Linked DNA regions of Homo sapiens: regions 2, 3, 4 and 5 are each linked to region 1. Evidence: read pairs that join two places in POLR2A ChIA-PET (ENCODE). Cell type or tissue: HepG2. All regions are shown on one strand.

The links. ChIA-PET counts read pairs that join two places held together with the same protein. Peaks named below come from ENCODE experiments on the same cell type or tissue, not always from the same donor. Only the 100,000 strongest peaks of a DNase experiment are listed, where the experiment ranks them.
Region 2: POLR2A ChIA-PET joins it to region 1 with 26 read pairs; 11 of 35 experiments call an interaction of 5 or more read pairs at or near these places.
Region 3: POLR2A ChIA-PET joins it to region 1 with 16 read pairs; 2 of 35 experiments call an interaction of 5 or more read pairs at or near these places.
Region 4: POLR2A ChIA-PET joins it to region 1 with 22 read pairs; 9 of 35 experiments call an interaction of 5 or more read pairs at or near these places.
Region 5: POLR2A ChIA-PET joins it to region 1 with 10 read pairs; 2 of 35 experiments call an interaction of 5 or more read pairs at or near these places.

The regions. Positions count from the first base shown.
Region 1 is chr10:7,684,746-7,689,745 of GRCh38, forward strand. No RefSeq gene overlaps it. Among named protein-coding and RNA genes, the nearest start is that of ITIH2, 16 kb to the right of the region's middle. RefSeq lists an enhancer at 2,501-2,795 and a silencer at 2,701-2,750. In HepG2, a CTCF peak has its summit at 2,702 (motif pointing left); DNase peaks (open chromatin) are centred at 1,896 and 2,686; H3K4me3 peaks cover 274 bases.
Region 2 is chr10:7,522,723-7,527,722 of GRCh38, forward strand. No RefSeq gene overlaps it. Among named protein-coding and RNA genes, the nearest start is that of LINC02642, 52 kb to the left of the region's middle. In HepG2, CTCF peaks have their summits at 2,908 (motif pointing right) and 3,529 (motif pointing right); a DNase peak (open chromatin) is centred at 2,879; H3K4me3 peaks cover 584 bases; H3K27me3 peaks cover 274 bases.
Region 3 is chr10:7,539,417-7,544,416 of GRCh38, forward strand. LOC105376391 (a long non-coding RNA gene) reads left to right here and starts at 1,983. Exons shown (of 2, transcript XR_930632.2): 1 at 1,983-2,220. RefSeq lists enhancers at 1-135, 2,073-2,932. In HepG2, a CTCF peak has its summit at 2,612; DNase peaks (open chromatin) are centred at 1,905, 2,215 and 2,545; H3K4me3 peaks cover 1,874 bases.
Region 4 is chr10:7,530,723-7,535,722 of GRCh38, forward strand. It overlaps LOC105376390 (a long non-coding RNA gene), which reads left to right and starts at 2,659. Exons shown (of 3, transcript NR_188188.1): 1 at 2,659-2,771; 2 at 3,367-3,565. In HepG2, no CTCF peak of the experiment used is centred here; a DNase peak (open chromatin) is centred at 2,469; H3K4me3 peaks cover 874 bases.
Region 5 is chr10:7,558,527-7,563,526 of GRCh38, forward strand. ITIH5 (inter-alpha-trypsin inhibitor heavy chain 5) reads right to left here. Exons shown (of 14, transcript NM_030569.7): 14 at 744-4,858. The coding sequence ends at 4,557. Among named protein-coding and RNA genes, the nearest start is that of LINC02642, 88 kb to the left of the region's middle. In HepG2, no CTCF peak of the experiment used is centred here; a DNase peak (open chromatin) is centred at 2,935; H3K4me3 peaks cover 821 bases.

The sequences.
Region 1 (5,000 bases):
TGTGGTACATACACCCCATGGAATACTACACAGCCATAAAAAAGAAAGAAATCATGTTCTTTGCAGCAACGTGGATAGAGCTGGAGGCCATTATCCTAAGCAAACTAACACAGGAACAGAAAACCAAATATCACATGTTCTCACTTATAAGTGGGAGCTAAACATTGAGGACACAATAGACATGGGGGACTACTAGAGGCAGGAGGGAAGGAGGGGAACTAGGACCCAAAACTACCTATGCTCAGTACCTTGGTGATGGGATCACTCAAACACCAAACGTCAGCATCACACAATATATCCAGGTAACAAACCTGCACATGTACCCACTGAAGCTAAAATAAAAGTTGAAATTAAAAAATAAAACAATGCATCTCTGTCCCTAATAATGCATATGCCAATTCTGTCTAAATGGAGCCATACAATTTAAATTCCTAATAAAGTCCATTAAATCTTCCTGCCCTTCTCTAGCTCCCCTCTGTTCCTCAGTTTATGCTCCCTCACTCTTAAAACTCCCCCCTGGCCAGGCATGGAGGCTCACACCTGTAATCCCAGCACTTTGGGAGGCCAAGGCGGGTGGATCACCTGAGGTCAGGAGTTCGAGACCACCCTGGCCAACATGGTGAAACCCCAACTCTACTAAAAATATAAAAATTAGCTGGGCATGGTGGCACACACCTGTAATCCCAGCTACTCAGGAGGCTCAGGCGGAGGTTGCAGTGAGCCGAGATCCCTCCACCACACTCCAGCCTGGGTGACAGAGCGAGACTCCATCTAAAACAAAACAAAACAAAACAAAAAACTTCCCTCCCATCCAATCTTGGCTTCTTGCTGCTTTTCAGCCATCTCTTTTGCTTTGTGCACTGCCAAAGTCTAAAACTAAAGCTTTTAACAAAAAGCTATCACAATGACCTCCTAACTAGTTTCTCTTCTGATTTTTCTCCTCTCTAATCTTTTTACGATATCACTAGGATTGTCTTCTTGCTCTTAAAAACAAATCAAAAACCACTTGAAATAGGTAATATTAAGGAAATATGATTCATTATGTAAGCTGTAATAATGGTGTTGTGGTTACATAAAAAGATATTCTCAGTTGAGGCTACATCTTGAGTGTTTATAAGTGCAATGATTCAATATCTGGAATTTACTTTAACATACTTCAGGAAAAGCTGGGCACCCAGGCTCACACATATAGACCCAGGTCCTAGAGAGGTGGAGGCAGGAGGACTGCTTGAGGCCAGGAGTTGGAGACCAGCCTGGACAACATAGCAAGACCCTGTCTCAACAGCAACAAAAATTTAGCCAGGTGTGGTGATGTGCACCTGTAGTCCCAGCTACTCAGGAGGCTGAGGCAGGAGGATCACTGGAGCCCAGGAATTTGAGGCTGCAGTGAGCTATGATCATGCCACTACACTCCAGTCTAGGTGACACAGCAAGATCCCGTCTCTAAAACAATTAATGATTAAAAATTTTAAAAATTAAAAATAATCCAGGAAATAAAAAGTAGGAGGAATAAATGAAAAAAAAAGTTTTCAAATGTTTAAGATGATTGAAGTGGTCATTATGGAGACATACTTTCAGTCATATCTTCCCATGAGTCTCCACACTTCAGTCATTCCAGCCTTCTGCAGACCTTACGAAAGTGCCCACATGGCCCGGCCTGGGAGCCTTTGCTCATACTGCTCCCATTGAAAACGCTTCCTGGCACCTCCACTCACTGAACCCTGCCCATTTTTGCAAGCTCTACTCAAACACTATTTCCTCCTTTCCAGATTGTCACAGTCATTTGTATCAGTACCATCACCCTTTGCATTTCTGCATGGTTAGTTAACTGTGTGATCCTTCTGCCCTATGAAATTCCTAGATCCTGTAAGACAGGAGCCACGCCTTAGCCGCTCTCATAGTCCTTTGATCTGTCCACAGTGATCAATGTCCTGTCTAGCACATAATAGGTACTTGACACATTTTTGTTCCATTGAACCCTACAGTGAATGAGTTCCTTTGTAAAGTGAAGAGCCACGTCATAACAAACAATTATAATGATGACTGACACTTGTATAGCTCTTAACTGTGTTCAAGGCTATATTTGAAATGCTTTACAAAGACTGACTCTTTACAATAACCCTATGAGATAGGTATGATTATTCCCGTTTTACGGACAAGGAAACTGATGCCCAGAGAGATGCAGCAATGTGCCCAAGGTCATAGCTAATAAATAATACAAACTCAGTCTGTCTGGCCTCAAAGACTGTACTCTTAACCACAGTGTACACTGTCTCACCTGCCGTACAGTGTAACAACGTGCACTGCCTGCAGAAATATTCGGTACATACCGATTGGTTGATTGGCTGCTTAGTTTCCTGTAATAAGTATCTACATCTTCTGTTTTGTAAGTGCCGTTTCTGAATAACACCTTATAAATGAATTACCCTTAAATATTCATTCTGTGTGCACATTTTGTATCAGAATCAATCTATAATAACAGTTACACGACTATGTTTTTGGAAAGGAAAAACTACTTCATTGCCTCTAGTGATATTGGGTGTGTATTTATTTAATACCACTGCAATAAAGCCCCCGTATTGTATTATTATTCTAGTACGACGTAGTCCTTTACATCCGCCGACTGCATATTTCATCAGCCCGCAGCGTGAGGCGCTGTTTTACCTTCAAGTTCCTGGTCCCTGGCTTAGCTCAAGTCACTTCCATCAGCTGGAAACAGGCGAGCACCTCACGCCATCTAGCGGAGACACACTTTGAAGACCGCTTCAAGGGATTTGCTTAATTATGGGAGTCTCATAGGGGCACCATCCAACAGCCACATGAAAGTAACAACAGACACTGAGTAAAACCAGAATGTTTCCCCCAATAAGTGGCTGCTCTAAAATTATTTTCCCAAACTCTCCCAGGTTGCTGCCCCTTGTTCCTGAGTCCACACAGCAGCTTCCTACGGAAAACACCCTCTGTGATTCTAGAAGAGCGCACTCTCCTCATCCATTGACCACAAAGACTTACTTTCTACACGATGTGAGGAAGGAAAACACCCTCTGTGATTCTAGAAGAGCGCACTCTCCTCATCCATTGACCACAAAGACTTACTTTCTACACGATGTGAGGAAGGGGCTCCCGGCAGAGTCAGGGTCACTGCCTGGTGCCTCCGGAGAGGCTGCAAGTTGTCATGGAAAGCACAAATGTCTGTGGGATCTAACAAAACTGAAGAGCTTCTGCACAGCAAAAGAAACTATCATCAGAGTGAACAGACAGCCTGCAGAATGGGAGAAAAATTTTGCAATCTATCCATCTGACAAATATCTAACATTCAACAACTACAAGGTACTTAAACAAATTTACAAGAAAAAAAACTCCATTAAAAAGTGGGCAAAGGACATGAACAGACACTTCTTAAAAAAAGACATACATGCGGTCAACAAACATATGAAAAAAGCTCAACATCACTGACGATTAGATAAATGCAAATCAAAACCACAATGAGATATCATCTCACACCAGTCAGAATGGCAATTATTAAAAAGTCAAAAAAACGGCAGGGCACAGTGGCTCACACCTTTAATCCTAGCATTTTGGGAGGCTTAGGCAGGAGGATCATTTGAGGTCAGGAGTTCGAGACCAGCCTGAGCAACATAGTGAAACCCACTCTCTACTAAAAATACAAAAATTAGTCGGGCCTGGTGGCACATGCCTGTAATCCCAGCTACTTGGGAGTCTGAGGCTGAGGCACTCCCAACTGGGTGACAGAGTTAGACTCTGTCTCAAAAAGAAAAAAAGAAAAAAACTCAAAAAAACGACAGATGCTGTTGAGGTTGTGGAGAAAAAGGAAAGCTTTTACACTGCTGGTGGGAGTGTAAATTAGTTCAACCACTGTAGAAGACAGTGTGACGATTCCTCAAAGACCTGGAGGCAGAAATACCATTTGACCCAGCAGTCCCATTACTTGGTATATACCCAAAGGAATATAAATAATTCTATTATAAAGAAACATGCACGTGTATGTTCATTGCAGCACTATTCACAATAGCAAAGACATGGAATCAACCTAAATACCCATCAATGATAGGCTAGATAAAGAAAGTATGGTACATATACACCATGGAATACTATGCAGCCATAAAAAGGAACAAAATCATGTCCTTTGCAGGGATGTGGATGGAACTGGAGGCCATTGTCCTCAGCAAACTAACGCAGGAACGGAAAACCAAATGCTGCATGTTCTCACTCATAAGTAGGAGCTGAATGATGAGAACACATGGACACATGGCCGGGAGAACAACACACACACGGGTCTGTTGGAGGGTGGGGGATGGGAGGAGGGAGCACATCAGGAAGAATAGCTAATGGATGCTGGGCTTAATACCTAGGTGATGGGATGATCTGTATAGTAAACCACTATGGCACATGTTTACTTACGTAACAAACCTGCACATCCTGCACATGTACCCCTGAACTTAAAATAAAAGTTGAAAAAAAAGAAAGTATAAATATGTGATGCATAGTGACCCTTCCTCAGCTAAAGCCACTCACCTTTGTTATCTATGCAAATGCTATTTGAATGTGCTAATCTGAGCTTGGCAGCAAGTTCAAGGGCCTCCCCAAGATTCTTGCAATTTCTGGGGCTTATTCTAATGGTCACTTTGACTTTCTTTCATGTTCAACTCCCAACCTCAGCACTCTCCTTCAGTGGCTGCTGTTATCCTATACCAAGATCTGGTTTCCTTCTACTTCCAGGCACAGGGAAGATTGCAATCCCCCACCCTCTTGAAATTAAGCATGGCCATGCGCCTTGTGGTGGCCAATGAACTACAAATGAAAACGCCATGCAACACTTCCAGGTAGAAGCATTCAACCCATGTGCTCCTCCATGTTTCCCTGCTCCCTGCCACATGCCTTGCCTCTTTCAGCCTGGGCCACTGGAGTGAGGGCCACACAGAGCAGAGCCCTTGGCCCAACAAAAATGGATAAGGAGTATGTCCAAGAAAAAGCAAGCT
Region 2 (5,000 bases), 160 kb before region 1:
CAGGAGGAGGAGAGTCCTCAAACGGGGTGCCCTTCTGAGATCACCATGTGCATGGCGGGACGTGCAGAAAATGTGGTGCCAAAAGATTTAGTGGGAGCTCTAACTCCCTCACCTGTGAGCATGGCCACCTAAGCCAAGGCACAGAGCTGTGACTTATCATTAACACGGGGCAGTGATGCCTTCTCACAGGGCCCAGGCAAACATAAATGGAATATCTGAGCATAGTAAACTCTAATTATTGTTGGAAATATTATTACTGATTTTGGTCACTTCTTGGGCTGTGGGCCACCAAGGGAATGACTTAGGATAGAAAGGAGTGTTTTAAAATTAGATTTGCTCTGTCTGGAGGATTAAGATCACTGCAGTTTCACACGGGGAACCATCTCTCTCTCTCTCTACCATCTTTTCCTACCCACATTCTTACTTTGCAGCCGAGCTGGTAGCTAAGTCTGTTTCTGTAAATGAGCTTCAGAGGCTCCGGGAAACTTTCCATTTTATCAGGACTGCTGCTACGGTTTTGGAATTAATCTCAAACACATAACTTTAATAGAAGGTCAGTTTTAATCTGAGCACATAAATCTCTTATTTTTGCAAGATACAGATTGAGTTGCCACATGTTTTCCAGGTTATCATCTCATGAGTTCAATTAGTTTACAATAAACAGTAACAAACTATATTTCTGTGCCTTACAAGCTGGGAAGACCACTGGACTATCACTGTCAAACTCCCCTCCGGAGCCCAAAGCAGACGGCCATGGGGAGAGGGATATGGATGGGACGGGGTGCTTTGTAAAACGTCAAAAACGATAGGCAGTCTCCACATTGCTACCCCTTTACCGCCAGAAAAACCACATCTGTTTTCCTCACTGCTGCTTAGAGCACCCAAACTTTGTCAATGGGGTGCTTCTTGTCTGCTCTCTATGACCTGGAAGTTTCTTTCTCCCATAAGTGAAAAAAGTGAGAGCTGAGAGAACCAGCCCCATGAGCTGCAGGTCCTGCTGGACTCCACGTTCACAACTTTACATTGGAAACTGTAGAGTTATGACTCGTGTGTGATTTCCTGATGATCATGCTCTGGTCCCAAGACAGTCCCACAAGAGAGCTGGGCTAGAAGCCAAACTGAGGGGAGCTGCCCTCACCCAAGAGGTGCACCTTGGGTGCCCTCTGCCGAGACACCCAAGAATTCAGTCTGCCTAAGACAGTAAGCTCCCTGAGGGCAGGAACCACATCTGCCTTGTTCTCTTTTATATCCATGGTACTGAGTGCAGCACCCTGCACAAAGCAACACCTAGCAAGTATTTAAGGGGTGAATGAATGAATGCCTAGCGGCCCCTCACCTGAGTACCCTCCCATCCAGAGCTGGGGAAACTCCGGTCAGAACGCTCTTTAGAAGGCTGACTCATGAGGGACCCTCACCCCTTAGGCTGAGTGAGGCGTCTGTTCTTCCTGTAGGGCCACCCCAGCAGTCTCATCATGTCCATCATATGTCACTATCAAATTATTATGTTCAAAGGCAAAACCCCGTCTCTACAAAAATTACAAAAGTTAGCCGGGCATGGTGGTGCATGCCTGTAATCCCAGCTACTTGGGAGGCTGAGGCAAAAGAATCGTTTGAACCCAGGAGGTGGAGGTTGCAGTGAGCTGAGATCATGCCACTGCACCCCAGCCTGAGCAACAGAGACTCTGTCTCAAAACAACAAACAACAAAAATTCTTATGTTCATTCACAGATCCATTATTTCAACAAAACTAACTGAATATGTGCCATGTGCCAGCAGTATTCTTCTTTTGAAAATACATAACACAGTTGGGAGTGGTGGCTCACACCTGTAATCCCAGCACTTTGGGAGGCTGAGGCAGGTGGATCACTTGAGGCCAGGAGTTCAAGACCAGCCTGACCAACACAGCAAAACCCCGTTTCTACTAAAAGTATAAAAATTAGCCAGGTGCGGTGGTGCACACCCGTAGTCCCAGCTACTTGGGAAGCTGAGACATGAGAATCTCTTGAACCCAGGAGGTGGAGTTTGCAGTGAGCCAAGATTGTGCTACTGCACTCCAGCCTGGGTGACAGAGTGAGACTCTGTCTCAAAATAATAATAATAATAATAGTACATTAACATGACCCAACTTTCAAAATTAGATAAGAAGGTGTGAAATGAAATGTCTTCCCCACTGGTAGCCATCGTTATTAGATTTTGAACAAAACAGTAGGCTCAACTCACCCTGTCTATCCCATCCAGGTTACAAAATTGTTCCATTTTTCCCAACTCCTACAATGCATTTTCATGATTGGGAACGAATCTGGTCTCTTCCTTTACTCATATGTAATAATTCATGCCATTTACGGAATAGTGGAGTCAAATCAAGTGAATTCGCAGTGGGCAGGTGGGTGTCTGTCCCAGGCTGACCTGCTTGCTTTCACAGCACCTTCAGTGCAACCCTACAGTTGCTGATCCCGAGTGCACCTGCGTTCCTGCTGGTCCGGGAGCTGATCAGGTGGATTCACTAATTTGGGCTTACGTCTGAAGTACACGCACCTTCTGCGATCTCCGTTCTCCCTTATTCCCAGCAGGAATTGCTGAGAAAATGAGGAGTGGCTGCTTTGTAATTTTCTGACAAATGAATGAAGTTTAAACATCTGCTGGAGATGTATCATGTGATCTTCATGAGTGACAGCTGTCTTTTATAGAGAGGGGAGGGAAATATAGATGACGCAATAGAAAGTAGCTCTACAAATAAGCGAAATGGGAAATCTGCTGACGGTGAAAATATACATTCATCAGTGTTATCTCACAGCATGAGATAATCCATCAGCCCTTCTTTCTGTTGGCTTTTTCTTTTTCCTTGTGTTGAGGGGGACTATGACAATAACCCAGTAGATGGCGCTCATTGTCCGTTTATCTGCCATTGTGTGGCTCTGTCACTAGGTTGAGCTCAATTTTAAGATTTGAGAGCTAGAGGGCAAGATTTCCTTAGAAATGACACCGATTTAAGGGAAAAAATTAAAAATTTAAAAAAAAAAACGCTTTTAAAAATCTCTTTGAGAAGACTATGTCTATGAAGGTCCCAAACTTCAAGTTGCAAATCTCAGCTTGTAGCAAGGAAATCAGAGATGTGAGGGAGCTTTGCCACCAAACGTGGCCGTGACTTTCTGAAGGTGAGCACTAGGAACCACGGGGAGAGTGACTCGTGGAAAACCCTCCGCAATTCTCATCGAACTCTGCTGTTCCCCGGAAAATGCGTCTCAGGTCTGCGGGCTTTATTTGTGGTCTATTGCTCTCCATGAAATGAGGATTCCGGTTGTTGGGCATTTCAGGTGGAAGCACAGAAGAGACGCCGCTCCTGTGCGTCTGGGAAGATCCCGTCTGTCATCTGGAAGTCATAAAAGCCACTTTCGGAAACACAGATGTCACTTTTGGGGAACGGTCGTCATGTTTCAAGGCCCTTCCTTGGGTTTGAACTGGGAGGGCCAGAGTCGGCCCAGGGAATGGTGATTGGCACATGGAGGTGTCCTGGCAGCGGTGGCCGCCAAGGGGCGGTCGGCCCTCCTGTCCCCGCCACCCTCAGCCCCGCTGCTGGGCCCTTCCAGGCCTTTCTCCCAGCTCCCTGCGTCGCCTCAACCTCCTGCTCTCACCCGCTTTGTGACTCCAACCAGAACAGCCCGTCACTTCATTTCTTAAGAGTCTTCCTTTTGTGCCTTTCACATTTTCCTCTAAAATTTAAACTAACGATTTGTGTGTGGGGTGTATACATTGTGTGTGGGTGTATATATTATGTGGGGGAGTATATATTGTGTGGGGTGTATATATTGTGGGGAGTGTGTATATTGTGTGGGGTGTATACATTGTGGGGGGTGTATATATTTTGGGGGATGTATATATTGTGTGGCGGATGTGTATATTGTGGGAGGATGTATATATTGTGGAAGGATGTATATATTGTGTGGGGGATGTATATAGTGTGGGATATTGTGTAGAGGGAGATTATATATCGTATGTGATGTATATATTGTTTAGGGTGTATATATTGTGAGGGATGTATATATTGTGGAGGGTGTGTATATTGTGTGGGGGAGTGTATATATTTTGGGAGGATGTATATATTGTGTGGAGGGGGATGTATACATTGTGTGGGATGTATATAATGTGGAGGGTGTATATGTTATGGAAGAGTGTATATATTGTGTGGAGGAGTGTATATATTGTGGGAGGATGTATATATTGTGTGGAAGGGGATGTATATATTGTGGGGGTTGTTTATGTTGTGGGGGATGTATAGGGAACAGTTACCTCAGATTCGCAGAGAATGGAGCCTGTCCCCATGTGCTGTGACTTGCCAGAGTCCCCAGTGCCTGTGACCACCTCTGACCCTGGAAGTGAGGGTCAGAGGAGGTCACAGAGGCCAAGGAAGGGTGCTCCCTCGTGCTGTCACCAGGCTGATGAGATGCAGGTGACAACTTTCCCCAGACCACCCTGATGTGTGTCCACTTCCATTAAAATCAATGTTATGATGGTGTTGGCACTTGGCTCCTGGAAAGGTGACACCAAGGCTCTGAAGATGAAAAGCCACACGAGCACACCCCGCCCCTTCCTCGGTGGCCTCCAGAAACTCTCTCGCAGCACTCCCCACTTTCTGCTATTTAGGGGCCTTTACAATACTTGTTACATTCATTGGGCAGACATGGCCCACATTTTCTAAGAATGCTCATTCAGGTTGCTTCCAGAACTGGCTTAGCTTTTTTAAGTTGAAGAGGAGGGAAGGGTTTGGGGAGGTAGGAAAGGGTGTGTGTGGCCTCTGAGATATGGGCTGGAGTTTTATTTAACAAAACAGATGATAGCAAGACAGATGAGACTAGATAGATGGACTAGATAGATAGATGAAAATAGAAGATAGATGATTGATAGATGATAGATGACTGATAGGTAGCTGACAGATAATAAAAGATAGATGATTGATAGATGCTAGAAGAGAGATATGTAGATAGATGATTGATAGGTAGATG
Region 3 (5,000 bases), 150 kb before region 1:
ATAAATGTCAGATTTGGTTTTGTTTATCTGATCTTCATGCAATCACGGTTTCGTACCTCTGGGGGTGGAAAGAATTGGACTGTTTCATAATTGTTTAGAGGTAAGCATAAAATGCACTAAGGCATTGAACTCTGGGTGTGGTGAGAAAGAGAGAAGATGGGAAGGGTGAGAATTCATGGAATCTGGTTGGGTGCTCCTCATTTAGTGCCTTTGTGTGGGAGAAGAGCAGATAGATGGTGGGAGGGTGAAAGGAAGGGCTACTTCAAGTTGCTCCAAAAACTGGGAGTGGGTGGGAATTAAGTCTCTATCAGGTCAAGTTAATACTGGTTAGAATTAGCAAAGTGACTGAGAGTGAGCCTTGGGGTTTATTTTTTGGAAGGAGTCTAAAAGTCCTTCCCACAAAGCACTCCAGCTCCATCTAATGCAATGCCTCTGATTTGTCATAGGCAATTTCTATGAACTTACGCTGTTTTCCCAGTGGACTGGAGTTTATGTATCTCTCTTAATCTGCACAGCCCAGTGGGGAGAGAATCTGTGTTTGTTCCCCTCCCATCTCCTTGCTTACAATTCCTGCTCCCAGCTGGCTTCAGGAACACCCTTGGCAGAGGGGGTAGTGGACCCTCCCTCCATCCCCAAAAACTTAAAGAATGTGCCTTGATTAGAAGCACAAAGCAGATCTCAAGATGTGCTCAGCAGCTGTGGACACCCTGGAGATAAAAAGGAGAGGGGGCCGGTGCCTGTAATGCCAGCACTTTGGGAGGCCGAGGCAGGAAGATCACTTGAGGTCAGGAGTTCGAGACCAGCCTGGCCAACATGGCGAAACCCCATCTCTGCTAAAAATACAAAAAATTAGCCAGGCGTGGTAGTGAGCACCTATAATCCCAGCTACTTGGGAGGCTGAGGCATGAGAATCGCTTGTACCTGGGAGGAAGAGGTTGCAGTGAGCTGAGATTGCACTACTGCTCTCCAGCCTGGGTGACAGAGTGAGACTCTGTCTCAAAAAAAAAAAAAAAAAAAAAAGAGAGAGAGATAGAGAATGTAGAGGAATGGAACCATTATATTACATATCCAAAAAGGGAACAATCCACTTTTTGGTTTAGAACATGACATGTTGTCTTCATGCCAAGCCATCCTTTCCAAATTGTGTTCTATTAATTTAATCTTATGATTACTTTGTATTGATTGTCTAAAGCCCTCACCAATTTGCGACAGTAAAATGCACCCTGGAAGGATGTTAGGTTTAGGAGAGATGCAAGTTGATACCACCGGCCACTGGCCACCAGGTCTCCATTCACAGATAACAGACTTTTGTTTCCATTATCAGTTGACAAATAACAGCTATGTGATTGACTGGGTGAAAAATAAATTTACTGTAGCGTGTTAGTTGCACCATTTCACTCCCTTTATATTTTTAAAGCAAAGATTAAAGTTCAAAAAGAAGCCTCATTTGGTGTTTTTCACGTCTGATGGTAAACTACCTGAGGACAGAGACAGTTGGTTTCCTGGGAGAAAACCCCATGGCTTATCACCAAACAGCGTGCAAACAGTAGGTGCATGGGTGGGGAGGCCTCAATAGTGTCACATACAAAGAAAGGAGTGAAAGCCTGACATAAATTCTCTTCCTTATCCAAAAAGCAAAGCTATCCTATGCAGAGGAAAATGGAGCTGAAACAAGTATGTCTCTTTCCTTCTTTGTATCCCACGACTGTAACCACAGGTATGGCTCTTAGGACCTGTGGAGTCATTCACTGTCCAAAGGCCACGTAGGCTCATTCCTTGTTAGAATAAGGTTGCCTGTGCAGACGGCTGGTCCTGTGTGCAGGCATCTGGGCTCACGTCTCCCAGGAGGGGAGGATGGGGCTGCCGTTGCTGTTGCCATGGCCCCGTGCAGTGTTTCCATAACACAGCCGGCCCACATCCCAAGCAGGCCTGCTTGGACAGTTTGCCCTGCATGATGCGAGACAGGCTGGAGAGGGATCAAGGACCCTTTGGGATTGGAATTCTGGGTTTTGCGTGTGAGAGTTTAACTGGCTAAGACCAGGCCAGTACATGAGCGCAGGCCCAAGATCCGAAAGGGAAAGTCCTGAACGCCCCCTTCCCCCTGTCTTTTCGGCGGGGCTTTGGGAGTTTGCAGGGTGTTCTGAGTGTTTGGGCCTCAGGGATTCTCACCTCCGGGAGATTCCAGGAGCTGTAGGGGGTGGAATGCGAGTAGGAGGAGAGGTGAGTAATGACTGGTGGACCCGCATGGGCTAACTCTTACGGTTCAAGGGTTCAGGAAGAGATTTGCAAACGTCTCTACTCTACTTTGTCTACAAAAGAACACCAAGGAATTCAGAAACTTAATTTGAAGTGGAGTTTTTGGGGATTTTTTACTTCTTGGCAGTGGTAGGCTACCCACCATCTGGGACCTGTATGTGTCATTGAAAAGAAGGTCCCCTCTGGCATGAGTGGAGTGCGGTAGGCGTGGCCTGGAATCCCTGGGTGGCCTGACAGCCCATTTTAATCAGCAATTCTACTGGAGTTCCAGTGACCCAGGGAACAAAGTTCACCACTGCTCCTTACTCAGAACTGGTGATAACGTTGACAGGGCTGATGGGAATCCTCCTGCTGGCTGCAAACTCCACCTGCAGCAGAGACGGGGCTTCTAGGGAGACAGGGTCAGTGTGAGTGAGTGCTGCTGGGTTTGCCAGGCTGCTGGAGTGGGTGTACTACTCCTCAGTGTGCAGGGGGCATCCTCTGCCCCAAACCGACCCCATCTCATCTTCCCTTGCTGATTCCTCCTGGCTGCTTCCATGATCCGTCCTACTTCCCAAAACAGAGAGGATATCTAAATATCATTTTTCAACTTCCCCAGCTGGTAAATGATGAAATTATTATATACTTGCCTTTCTTATCTTTCTACCAAACAGTAGGTTCCTTGAAGACAGACGTCATTATCATTCCTGCTTATGTTCATGTCCCCTAATTAACAGGCTTTGTGCTTACCTAACAAGTATGTGGCACGTATCTGTTTAAATAGCATAAAACAAATATCTCAGTGTTTGCAGTAGTGGACATATACCAGTAAAGTGTCAAGGGTGCCATTTCAGAATCCCTTAATCTTCCAGCAACTTTTTGGTGACCACAAAGATGGTGTTTTGCCTGTGATGCCCCACTCTCCTAATATACTATATGGAATAATGACTTTCTATATCCGTAATCAATATTTACTTTGAATATCAGTAGGTTGAGTTAGTAGTTTGATTCTGGTCCCTTGTTTACTCTGATGCAATCCCCTGTAAGAAGGACCTGACAAAGTGCCTGGTGAATGGGGTTCAGTACATGCCAGTACCTTTTCTTTCCCTGCTAATGCGAACTTAGCAATAAGCACTCACAGAAGTGAGAGTCTAGAGCCTTGGTTATTGGCTGTGACTCTGCCATCACGCTTAGGTGATCATTAAGACATCATTTGGTAGTATCTTTCCTCTGGCAAGGGGAAGAGATGGCTGTTTTTGCATAGGGATAAGATATTATCTTTAAAGCACTTTGTGATCCCAGAAGAAAAGTGTACTCTAAGACCCTGGAGCACTACCCCATTTCTCTACTGTTATTAACAAAATAAATGTGTGTCTGGCACAAGGACTTACACTTAGCAGATAACTCCCAAACTATCAGTGTAGTGGTGCATTATTTTTTGGCCACTTGGTCTTTTTGGGCAAATGCCTAACTGTGGAGACTCCCCCCACTTTACCAGTCCTGCCTCCACGTGGGAGCTTTGGCGGGGTTTATTTCTTGGGGCCAAGTCTCAACAAGTTGAATAGGAAAGCTTGGCAGCCCTAAGCTTCTTCTTCATCTTCCCTGGGGCACGCTCCTATGAGCATGTTAGGAAAGAGATTTTTAGGACAGCATTTCAGTCTCGGTTCTTTGGTCTTTTTAGTTAAAGGTCCACGGCCCTGATTTTCAGACGGACATAGTTGTACCAGCTAGAGCTCATAGAGAAGAGAGATTTAGACATTTGCTACTCCAAGCACAGTCCACAGGCATCTGTGTGGGCCTCCCTTGGGGGAGTGTTGGAAATAGAGGATCTGAGACTCATGCCCCTCCCCCAACACCGGAATTGACCTGGCACCACATTCTCCAGGTGACTCACGAGCACTTGCACCTTTGAGAAGACTGATGGAGACAAATGCCCGGGAAGCCGTCTGCAGACCCTGGAAAGGGGGTGTGCACTTGACCCAATCAGAGGCAGTCGTTTGGCTCAGCATCACAGAAAACAGATGTATTAGTCCATTTTCACATTGCTGATAAAGACATGCCCAAGACGGGGAAGAAAAAGAGGTTTCATTGGACTTACAGTTCCACATAGCTGGGAAGGACTCAGAATCATGGTGGGAGGCGAAAGATATTTCATACATGGTGGCGGCAAGAGAAAATGAGGAAAATGCAAAAGTGGAAACCCCTGATAAACCCATCAGATCTCGTGAGACTTATCTGCCACCACAAGAACAGTATGGGTGAAACCACCCCCGTGATTCAAGTCATCTCCCACCAGGTCCCTCCCACAACATGTGGGAATTACGGGAGTACAATTCAAGATGAGATTAGGGTGGGGACACGAAGCCAGACCATATCAATGGAAAATTCCAGAAGGATATGGAAATAGGGTGTAGTTCCAATGCAAGTTTCACCATAGAAGCTACTAGGCTTCTTCAGCTGCAGATCTGGGGCAGATCAACCATCTAATTAGGCCCTGCCAAGAGGGTGCCTGGGAAGGAAGGCCGTGGCAGGCAGGAGGAAGAGGAAAGAGAGGGTGCAAATTATCTTCCTATAAATTTTCAAGTAACCTATATGCATTATAAGATTTCCAGGCACTACGTAAGAGCATAAAGTAAGCACCGGACATGAGAGTTGCCTTCCTCCGAGATTGTACTCATCATATGGAATTGATTAAGAGCACAGACTGCCATTGTTTGAACCCAGCTGTAGCACTCCCCAGCTGTGTGATCTCAGGCAAATTATGT
Region 4 (5,000 bases), 150 kb before region 1:
AAATGAAGATGTATTTGAGAAAAGAGCTTGATTCATTTTCACTGGATATGCTGCATTGCATTTTGTCTTTGATCTGTAAAAATGCATTGGTCAGTTTCCTTTAAAGCTACTGGGGAGAGGGTGGTTATCAGAAATGAGACCAGCTGGTGCAATCGCTTTTGATTGGACAAATATTGATGGGTACCTACCACTACATACCAGATACCATGCTGGGCATGGAACACATAAAAATTAATTAGTCCCTCCGTCTGCTTTTGGCTTTGTGAAAAATATAGACACCTGATTCTCCTGCTCTGTCGTAGGCTAGGCTCCGTCCTTTTCTGTTTATTTCTAAGCTTACTGGATTTCTCAGCATTCTTCCCTTTTTAAATTCATTCATTCATTCATTCAACAAGTCTCTCTTAGTATCTACTCTGTGCCGGGCACCGTGCTGCGTTCTAGGGCCAAAAGAAGGAACAGAACCAGATCTGGTTCCTGCTCCTGGAGTTTGTACTTCAGTGAGGGAGAAAGGCATTAATCAAAGGAGCCCAAATGCAGAGCTGACACCCATGACAAGCGCTGTGAAGGAGACTGTGAGTCCTGCGAGAGTGGGGAGGGCAGGGATGACGATGAGCCTGGGATCTGAGGGTGGAGGAGAGGCTGAGTCTGCACAGATCGGAGAGACGCCTTCCCGACCCCCACTGAGAACCAGACGGTGGATGGGAGCAAAAAGGATGAGAAGGAAGAGGAGAGGCATGGTTTGGGGCAAGGTTAGAAAAGAAAGGGGGCAGAAATCAAACGATGGAAGGCCTGGTAGGAATGATTCTGGAAGGAGCAGTGACGTGCTGCTCGGATTTAGAAACGATCCCCCAGCTGCAGTGCAGGACGCGTGGAAGGACGTCTTGCCGGAGGTTGTAGCGCCCAGGGATTTGTGGTATCTGAGTAAGAGCGGAAGCACATGCCTGCCTGGACACCTAAGCGAAGAGCCCCGTGTTGTGGAATCCCCCGTCCTTTCTGAGGGGACAACACCAATCCCAGAGGTCTAGAATTGCCTGGCTGGTCTTCAGAACACGGTTTATGGAATAGACCAATAGCCCCAGGAAGGAACTCACTTCCAGTGTCACACAAGTAAATAATATGGGTTTTGTTCCTTATCTTTCTATGGTAAGAAGCTATGAAAACAGCAGAGTGAGTGAAATGGTAGAAGAAGACAGTCTTGTAGGCTCCTAAAATTCTTATCACTTTGTCGAGTGTTCTCTCCTCAAGGGTACAAACGATGTCTTCATTGCCTGGAAATGATGGCGCCCTTGTTCTTTATCCAAAGACTGATGGGGGAAAGAGTAATTCATTTAATAACATGGGGTCCTCATTACAGACTGGCCACCAATATAAAGCTTCGAATTTTTTTAAAATGCCCACTTTGTTTTAGAGTGGTTCATGGAAGCTTTTCATAGTTTTCACAAATGATGATCAATATAATAAATTTATAAAGCCCATTTCTTTCAAGTAGAATCAGTGATAGAATTATTATACATATTCATTTTAAAATAAACATCTTCTCTCTATCTTCAGAGTCAAATTATTAACTGAGGAACATACTGAAAAGAAGAATAAAATGAGTAAATTAATTTTTCCTCCAGAGATAGTTACTAGTAATACTTTGGTATACGTTCTTCCAATAAGTTTTTCTATTCATATTTACACATTTTTAAAGGTTATCTAAAATATACCATCTGTAACATTTTTTCACTACACTACTGAAAAACTTTTCATGTTAGTATTTCTTACTAAATTTTTTTTATTTTTGTAATTTTTTATTTTGATGTTGTGGATACATAGTAGGTGTATATATTTATGGGGTACATGAGATGTTTCGATCCAGGCATGCAACGTGTAATAATCACATCGTGGAGAATGGGGTCTCCATCCCCTCAAGCATTTATCCATTTTGTTACAAACAATCCAGTTATATCTTTTTAATTATTTTAAAATGTAAAATTAAGTCATTATTAACTCTAGCCACCCAGAAGCCTTGAATTTTTTAAGCTTTGGAGGAGATGAAGCCAGAGAAAGAGAAGCCACGTTTCCCGCCATGGAAACACACTTATGAGTCCTTCGCGATGGGCAAAGCCCACGTTTGAGTAGCAGCTGCTCGTCCCCTTGCCCTTTGCCCAGGTCCCTGATGATGTTTGTCTTGGATGCCACTGTGGGATGCCACTGTACAGTCGGGAGTGAAATTAGCCTCCTGTATGGTGGCATGTGAGGATGATTCCTTACTGGGGAGTGTGGAGAGTATGAGAAGTGACCGAGGAAATCCAGCCTGGGGGATTCAGCCTCCGTATCACAGGAGACGCTGCTGTGCAGTTTCTGTGCGTTCAGAGCTTCCACTTAATTTCTCACAGTGTGGGCCTTCATAGAAGGTTCTTTGTTGGGTCACCTCGGCTCCTGCGCTCAGATGACAATAGGAGCTTCAGGAGCTAAAATGACCGATGTGCTGTGCTGGTCAGGGTTCACTTGCAGACAGCAGAGTCTGCCCCGGCTAGTTACACAGAGGAGGATTGATTACCGGCTTTCAGTGACTCCCAGCATCACTGCGGGGGCGGGGGGTGCTGAAGAAATTGAAGACACTCCAGGCTGCCTCCCAAAGCCACACAGCAGAAAGGGGCCACCAAGAAGCTGAGATTCTGTCGTCACCGGAGAGCCGCCTGCCTGCAGGCCAGCCCTGCATGTGACTGTTGCTGCTGCGTGCACACCCGCTCAGTGCTGCCCTTCATCCCACTTCCCCTCCCCAGGTCAGTTCAGAATTCGAGTCCCAAGCAATTGTTCCTGATGGGGAAATGGCAATTCCATTTTAGGTGACCTGAATTAGGTATTAGGTGCCTTGTATGCCAGTTCTCCAGAGAAACAACACACGCGCATGTGCGTGTGTGTGTGTGTGTGTGTGTGTGAGTGGAGAGAGAGAGAGAGAGAGAGAGATTTATTACAAGGAAGCTGCTCACACAGCAATGGAGGCTTGACAAGTCTAAAATCCGCAGGGTGGGTCTGCGGGCTAGAGACCCAGGAGAGCTAATGGTGGAGCTCCAGTTCAAATGTTGTCTGCTGACAGAATTCTTTCTTGCTTGGAGGAGGTCAGTCTTTTGTTCTATTCAGGCCCTCAACTGATGAGATGAGCCCCTCCCACTTCACAGAGGACAATCTGCTTTACTCAAAGCCCACTGATTGAAATGTTCATTTCATCCCAAAACAAACACCCTTATGGAAAAATCCAGAATAGTATTTGACTAAACATGAGGGCACTGTGGCCCAGCCAAGTTAATGCATAAAATTCACCATCACGTGTGTGCCCTGTTGCATGGGACTCTAACAAATTCCTCCCACCCTCTACAGCACAGGAAGGCGCCCCAGAGAGAGGCTGGAATACACACTGTGTGAGCCAGTCTGCAGACTCTGCCAGATGCCTATGGAGACATCCTTGTGAAATTAGAATAGCTCTTCTCAGTTTATTTATGGAATCTTCTTGAAGATCAAAGATGCAGCACCGCTGTTGGTTTTGGTTTCCCCTATTATAACGGAGTCTGAATGAAAGGTGAGCAATTCTATTTAGGTTCTAGCCTAGATGTGGGGGGAAAGATGTCTATGCTAAGCATGACCATTGAGGTTTACAAAAACAAAAGTAGGGTCGCAAGCTAACAAAGAAAAACTAGAGAAAAGATTCTCCTGGCCATGCCCACAGCTGTTCCCAGAAGCTTCCTGAAACTGGTGATTTTATGTTCCTACCTTTCCTCTTAAGACTCCTGATGTACGTCCATTTCCCTGAGTTAATATAAAGTGACCAACTGCCAAGGTTTTCAGTTTCTCTCAAAATTTCAGCCAAACGCCTTGGAGGGAGGGCCTGAAGTCCTCCCACTAGAATTCAGCAGATCAACTCTCGAAGCTGCTCTCTTGACCACTGAATAGTTTCAGGTTCCTTAGGCAGTAATGAAAATATATAATAATCATTAACGTTTGGAGGGTGCTCTATATTTGGAATTATTTTCATATCTCTTGTGTTCTTTGGTCTTCACAACACGTCTTGGAGTTATTTTTTTCCCCAGATAGAGAAAACAGAAACTTGAGTACTTTTTTTGTTTTGAGACAGGGTCTTGCTGTGTCACCCTGGCTGGACTACAGTGGTATGATCACAGCTCACTACAGCCTCAAACTTCCAGGCTCAAGAGATCCTTCCATCTCAGCCTCCCGAGTGTCTGGGTCTGCAGGAGCACACCACCACACCCAGCTTATTTTTGTATTTTTAGTAGAGATGGGATTTTGCCATGTTGCTCAGGCTGATCTCAAACTCCTGACGCTATGACCCAGGCTGGAGTGCGGTGGCATGATAACAACTCACTGTAGCCTCAACCTCCCAGGCTCAATTGATCCTCCTGCCTCAGCCTCCCGAGCAGCTGGGACTACAGATGCAAAACACCACACCCGGCTAATTTTTAAATTTTTTATGGAGACAGAGTCCCACTATGTTGCCCAGGCTGGTCTCGAAATCCTGGGCTCAAGCTATTTGCCTGCCTCTGCCTCCCAAAGTGCTGGGATTACAGGTGTACATCACTGTGCCTGGACTCAGGTACATTAAGTGACTTTCTCTATGTAGTCCAGTGGTTAGTACCAGAGGCAGAAGCCCACTTCCCTCACTCAACTCCAGTCTGATTTCCTCGTCCTGCAGCTCCCATATCCAAAGTTTTGTCCTAGCATCGGTTGCTTAACTCTGGGCTGTGGGATTATCAATAAGACACCAGCCCGTAGGTGATTCTCAGCCTCGGTTCATGGCACCCACTTTGAGGTAGCTCAGATGGGTTGTGCCATTTGTCAAAAGTTCATTTTAACTTGCTGTCATTGAAAATATATTTGGGGTCTATTAGTGCTTCTGTTTTAATATTTTTCTAACCATCCCGCAAGGGGGCAACAAGAGTTCTCAGAGCGGCCGAAAACTCTAGCACAGCTTTTCTTGGGATCATTGTTAGACATTCTTT
Region 5 (5,000 bases), 130 kb before region 1:
GACTACAGGTGCATGCTGCCACACCTGGCTAATTTTTTTTTTGTATTTTTTGTAGAGACAGGGTTTTTCCATGTTGCCCAGGCTGGTCTCGAACTCCTGAGCTCAAGTGATCTACCCGCCTTGGCCTCTCAAACTGCTGGAATTACAGGTGTGAGCTGCCACGCCAGTCCCTTCATTTTAAAGCCACAGAAGATGCCAAAAGCAGAGATAAGTCAACTTGAGTCCTTGACATTAGTTGTTCACTTGTTTTCTCTTTAACACAGCCCACCAGCGATGCCTCCTTTGTGTCCTATGTCTGTTTTGGTTCTAAGCATCTGTTGTCCCGTTCAGCTTGTAATATAGCTCAACCGAAATCTAAACGCGATCCAGTAAAACCACTCAGAACCGGAGGTAGGAGTGCCAGAACCACGAGTTAGAAATGGCACCTAGGAGGGAAATGACCCTGAGCCCAGTGGAAGCAGCATCAGTCAAGACGGTGGGCAAAGTGTGTGCAAAAGAGTACCCAATAATGTACTGGTCCCAATAATGATCAAAGTTTGGGATGCTAGAATCCCCAGACGGGAATGGACTGAGAGGTTTAAGACCCTCCGGTGTACCTGACAGTTTCAGAAGAGCACAGGAATCACTGCTGTGAATTTGCTGTTCTCTACAATAAATTGTATTACGTTAACATTATTCTTCCCATGTTGCTACCCCATTTACATATCATTGTGTGTAATTCAGAAATGCCTACAAACAAGCAGTGCAGTTAGATTCTTCAAGTTTTATTCTCAACAGCTCCAATTCCATTTTCCCTTAGAAAAATAAACAGACCAATATGTTGTTTGTTTTTATGCATCGTTCTCTTATAAATTTTTTGTCTAAGTAAAATGTCTCTTGAATGTGAACTGTCTCGTACCCCACTAATTATTTAAAACTAAAATAAATATTTAAAGCTACATTTATAAGTATTTGCTTAGCTGTGTTATTTGTTATTTATTTTAGCTGGATCATGTCCTACAGTTCCAAGAGTCCTTTAAATTTTAATAACAGCATTGTTTGTGTACATTCTGGGAAGCTTAAAGAACAGAAAAAGAATTAACGTTTTGAATGATTTGGTGTCTTAGTCAGCTTGGGCTGCCTTAACAAGAATACCACAGACTTGAGTAGCTTAAACAAAACACATTTATTTCTCACAGTTCTGGAGGCTGGGAGGTCCAAGATCAAGGTGCCAGCAGACATGGTGTCTGGTGAGGGCCGTCTTCCTGGCTTGCAGGTGGCCATCTTCTCATCGTATCCCCAGGTGGTGGAGAGGAAAAACACCATCTCTCCCATGTCTTTTTTTTGTTTTGTTTTGTTTTTTTTTGACGGAGTTTGGCTCTGTCACTCCAGCTGGAGTGCAGTGGCGTGATCTTGGCTCACTACAAGTTCCGACTGCCTGGTTCAAGCGATTCTCCTGCCTCAGCCTCCCAAGTAGCTGGAACTACAGGCACGCACCACCACGCCCAGCTAATTTTTGTATTTTTAGTAGAGACGAGGTTTCACCATGTTGGCCAGGATGGTCTCCATCTCCTGACCTCATGATCCACCCTTCTCGGCCTCCCAAAATGTTGGGATTACAGGTGTGAGCCACTGCACCTGGCCCCATGTCTCTTCTTATAAGGGCCTTAATCCCATTCGTGAGGGCTCTGCCCTCAAGACCCAATAACCTTCCAAAGGTCCCAATTCCAAGAACCATCACATTCAGGATTTAAGCTTCAACATATGAATTTGGGGAAGACATATACACTCAATCCAAGGCATGTCGTTTAGCCAAAAGTTAAAGTTAAAGGAATGAATCCTGTTCCTAATCCACCTATCAGGACACACGATTCAATTAAATGTTGAATGTTACTCCCTAGAGAAACACAGAGGTGCCCACTCCGATTCCCAGTCCCCGGCCTCCTCAGCACAGCTGTGGCACCGAGGGAATCTTGTGATGGTTTCTCCTCCCAACATCCCCTCCCTTTAGCCTGAAGTTGTAAAGCATTAAAAAGTCAAATGGAGGAAGATGGTGCACCTAGCATGGGGCCGTCGGGGGTCAGGGGAGGATAGAGAACAATGTTCCTTCATTTTGAAAGGCAGAGATGCTGACTTGTTCAAGGTCCCAGTTAGTCAGTGATCATGACACATTAACTATTGTGATAACAAGGAGATTTATCTCCTCTAATTATGACATATTTCTTCATCTCATTCAATTACTCATTTTGGAACAACCCTCGCCCTGGTTTATAAATGCTCAAGGAAAATAAATGATTGCCCAGATGGTGAAACAGGGTCAAAGCAAACAAAATGATTCTGGAGGTTCAGTGTAGCCCTGCATTAAGTATGTTGTATGACTTGGCAAAAACCACTCCACGGCACTCTCTGCCTCAGTTTCCCTATCTGGGAAGATTTTCTGGACAACAGAAAATACTATATTTTTTTTTTATCAAATGCAAAGGTCCTAACTATAAGCTTGGTATGGGGTTTCGGGCTTTCAGGTACTGACCCCATTTGAAAAAAAAAAAAAAGATCTACACGTAAAGAAGAGGAAGAAAAAAGGTGATATTTTTCTAAAGTAAAATATAATTTTTAAAAATGAAAGCTCAACTTTGTTACTTATGTTTTTCTGAGCAAGCAAGTTAGCTATGGATAGCTCATTGGAATGTTTTTCTCAGCTCTTAAAGTAGCAACACAGGCAGTAGGAACTGGTCTTTCCTAATAACGTCCTCATTTCTGCAGTGTCGAGACTTACACCTGGAACAACAGATCACTGCTCCAAGTGCTCCACAGGGGACAGGGCCACCTGGCTCCAGGGCTGTCTGTCCAGCTGGGATTTACATAATAGGAAGGCCCCGGGGAGCCTGGCCAGCTCCCTGGCTACCTCTAGCTGCCGCTCCCTTTCTCTGAGCTCTACAGTCTGAAAGCATCTGTCAGCAGCACTGGCTGGCAGCCTTTGCACCTCTGGCATGAATACAGGCAGCTGAGGTTGGGAAGACGGAAGGCAAATAAATAGCACAGCAGACAGGCCCTGGTGTGGTGGGTTCACGAAGCAGAGAGAGACGAGCCCAGATAGTCCCCCAGCGCTAACTTGTTCCCGAAGCCGCTGCGTCCGACAGGAACACGTGGATGTCATTTTACTGCCTGAATGTTTCCCCAGGGAAGGCAAACATGATAAAGAATTTTCTTAACTCAGCTTTTCCTCCCAGTGCTAAGCATGCCTTCTCATTTCACGCGGGGGCTGCTCTGGTGTCAAGCCCCGTGGAAGAAGCCTCTTGTGAGGCCAGCCCCAGAGCCTTGAACTCTGGCCTGCATCGAAGCATTCCACTTCCCCGACCACAGTCTTTCTTTCTCTGCTGTTTCGCCCAAGCGCTCCCGGTATCCGTCCGCTGAAGGGTGACGTTCATTGACTCTGGAAGTCCCCTCTCATCTTAACCTTTTCCTTAAGGCATCAGGTTTGTCCAAGTTTTGGAACCAAAGCCCCTGTCCACGAGCTGGTTTCCTGACTTTTTTTCTATCTGACATGAGGGAAGCTGGAAGTCCTAGATTTCCTAAGCACCGACACGCTTCCTGCTATAGGTGGGCTGGTGGACCTGCTCTGAGCCGGCTCTGCCTCCCGTCCTAGCACTGTGCACATGTAATTGATCACCTCCTGGATGACCACAAGGAAAAAAGGTCTGGGAACTATGACAAAGGCTGGAGAGCTCCAAGTAAAAGATGCATCATTCACTTGGCCAACTCTTCGTCACCAAGACATGCCAGTAAAATCAACCACATGGAGTTGTCCTGTGTATGAAAAGCCCTTAGCTTATTGGAACAAATTGGAGAATAGCCATTAGCAAAGTCAAGTGGTTTACAAAGCCCATTAGAAAGAGATCAGTATCTGAGCTGTAGATGTTTCTATTTTCAATCAAATTTCTTTTTAATGAAAACTAATTTTTAAGGGCAAGATACCACAGCAGAAGAAAAACGTCTTGCAAGAAAAGACTTCATGGTTTACAACGATCAAATGTATGGGCTATTTGCCTGATTGGTGGCCTGGACTCAGCAAGAGATTCCTTTGCAGCAGAGGTTGGCCACACATCTGGGGGCTGCAACACCACTGAAAAGACAGCTTTCTAAGCATTAGTGTAAGGCAAAAAGCAGAGTGCCTAAACTTGTCCATTTCCACCAAGAAAAAAAGTTTCATAGCAACCTTCCTTCACCAGAAAGGCTTACTTTATGATATGCTAACAGAACAGAAAAGCAGGTTGGGACAAGATACAGACTTTGTTGCATTTAGCTATGACCCTTCTCTCCCCTCTGTGGATGTGGGCAGGGTGGGGAGAGGCAGGAAGAGGCAGTAGAGGGAAATGACATTTGCACTCAGGCTTCCCGCCCCTACCCACCCCTACCCTTCGCCCAGACAGACGTCGGATCTATGCTGCACCAGGGGTGGGTCATGGAGTCCAGCTAATTGCCAGGAGCTGAGGCGTGTACAAGCCATGAAAAGAGCTGCCCCACGGCCTCCCCACATCACTGTCCTTCATGCACTTGCATCTTTAAGGCTGCCAGCTTCAGAGCTCCCTGGACATTCCCCGGCCAAGTGTCATCCCTGTGTCAAATGGATGGGATGCCAGGTAATCCTTGTACTCCCCGTCAATCAGTTTGGCGGCATTGTTCCTGGCAAACCAGCAGTCTATCTGCTCTTCCCCGTTGTAAATCTTCCTTTGCTTCCAGACCACTGGGACTTGGTGGCCTTTCACTGTTAGGACGGCCTCAGGCCCCTCTCCCACCTGAAGGAGCAGAGGGTGAGTGAGGTTCTGGCTGGGCCCTGCAGGGTCTTCTGTGAGTCTGGCATCCTGATTCAGGAACTGACCTGGGAGGACAAGGAAAAGCATCGGGTCTCAGTCAAATGCAGAAACCTCGTGCTGAACTCCAACTTCAGAGCTATCAGTGGCAGAAAGGCTTACAACTGGCCACAGCCCGAGACTGGACTCTCCCAGTGACATGGAAGAACA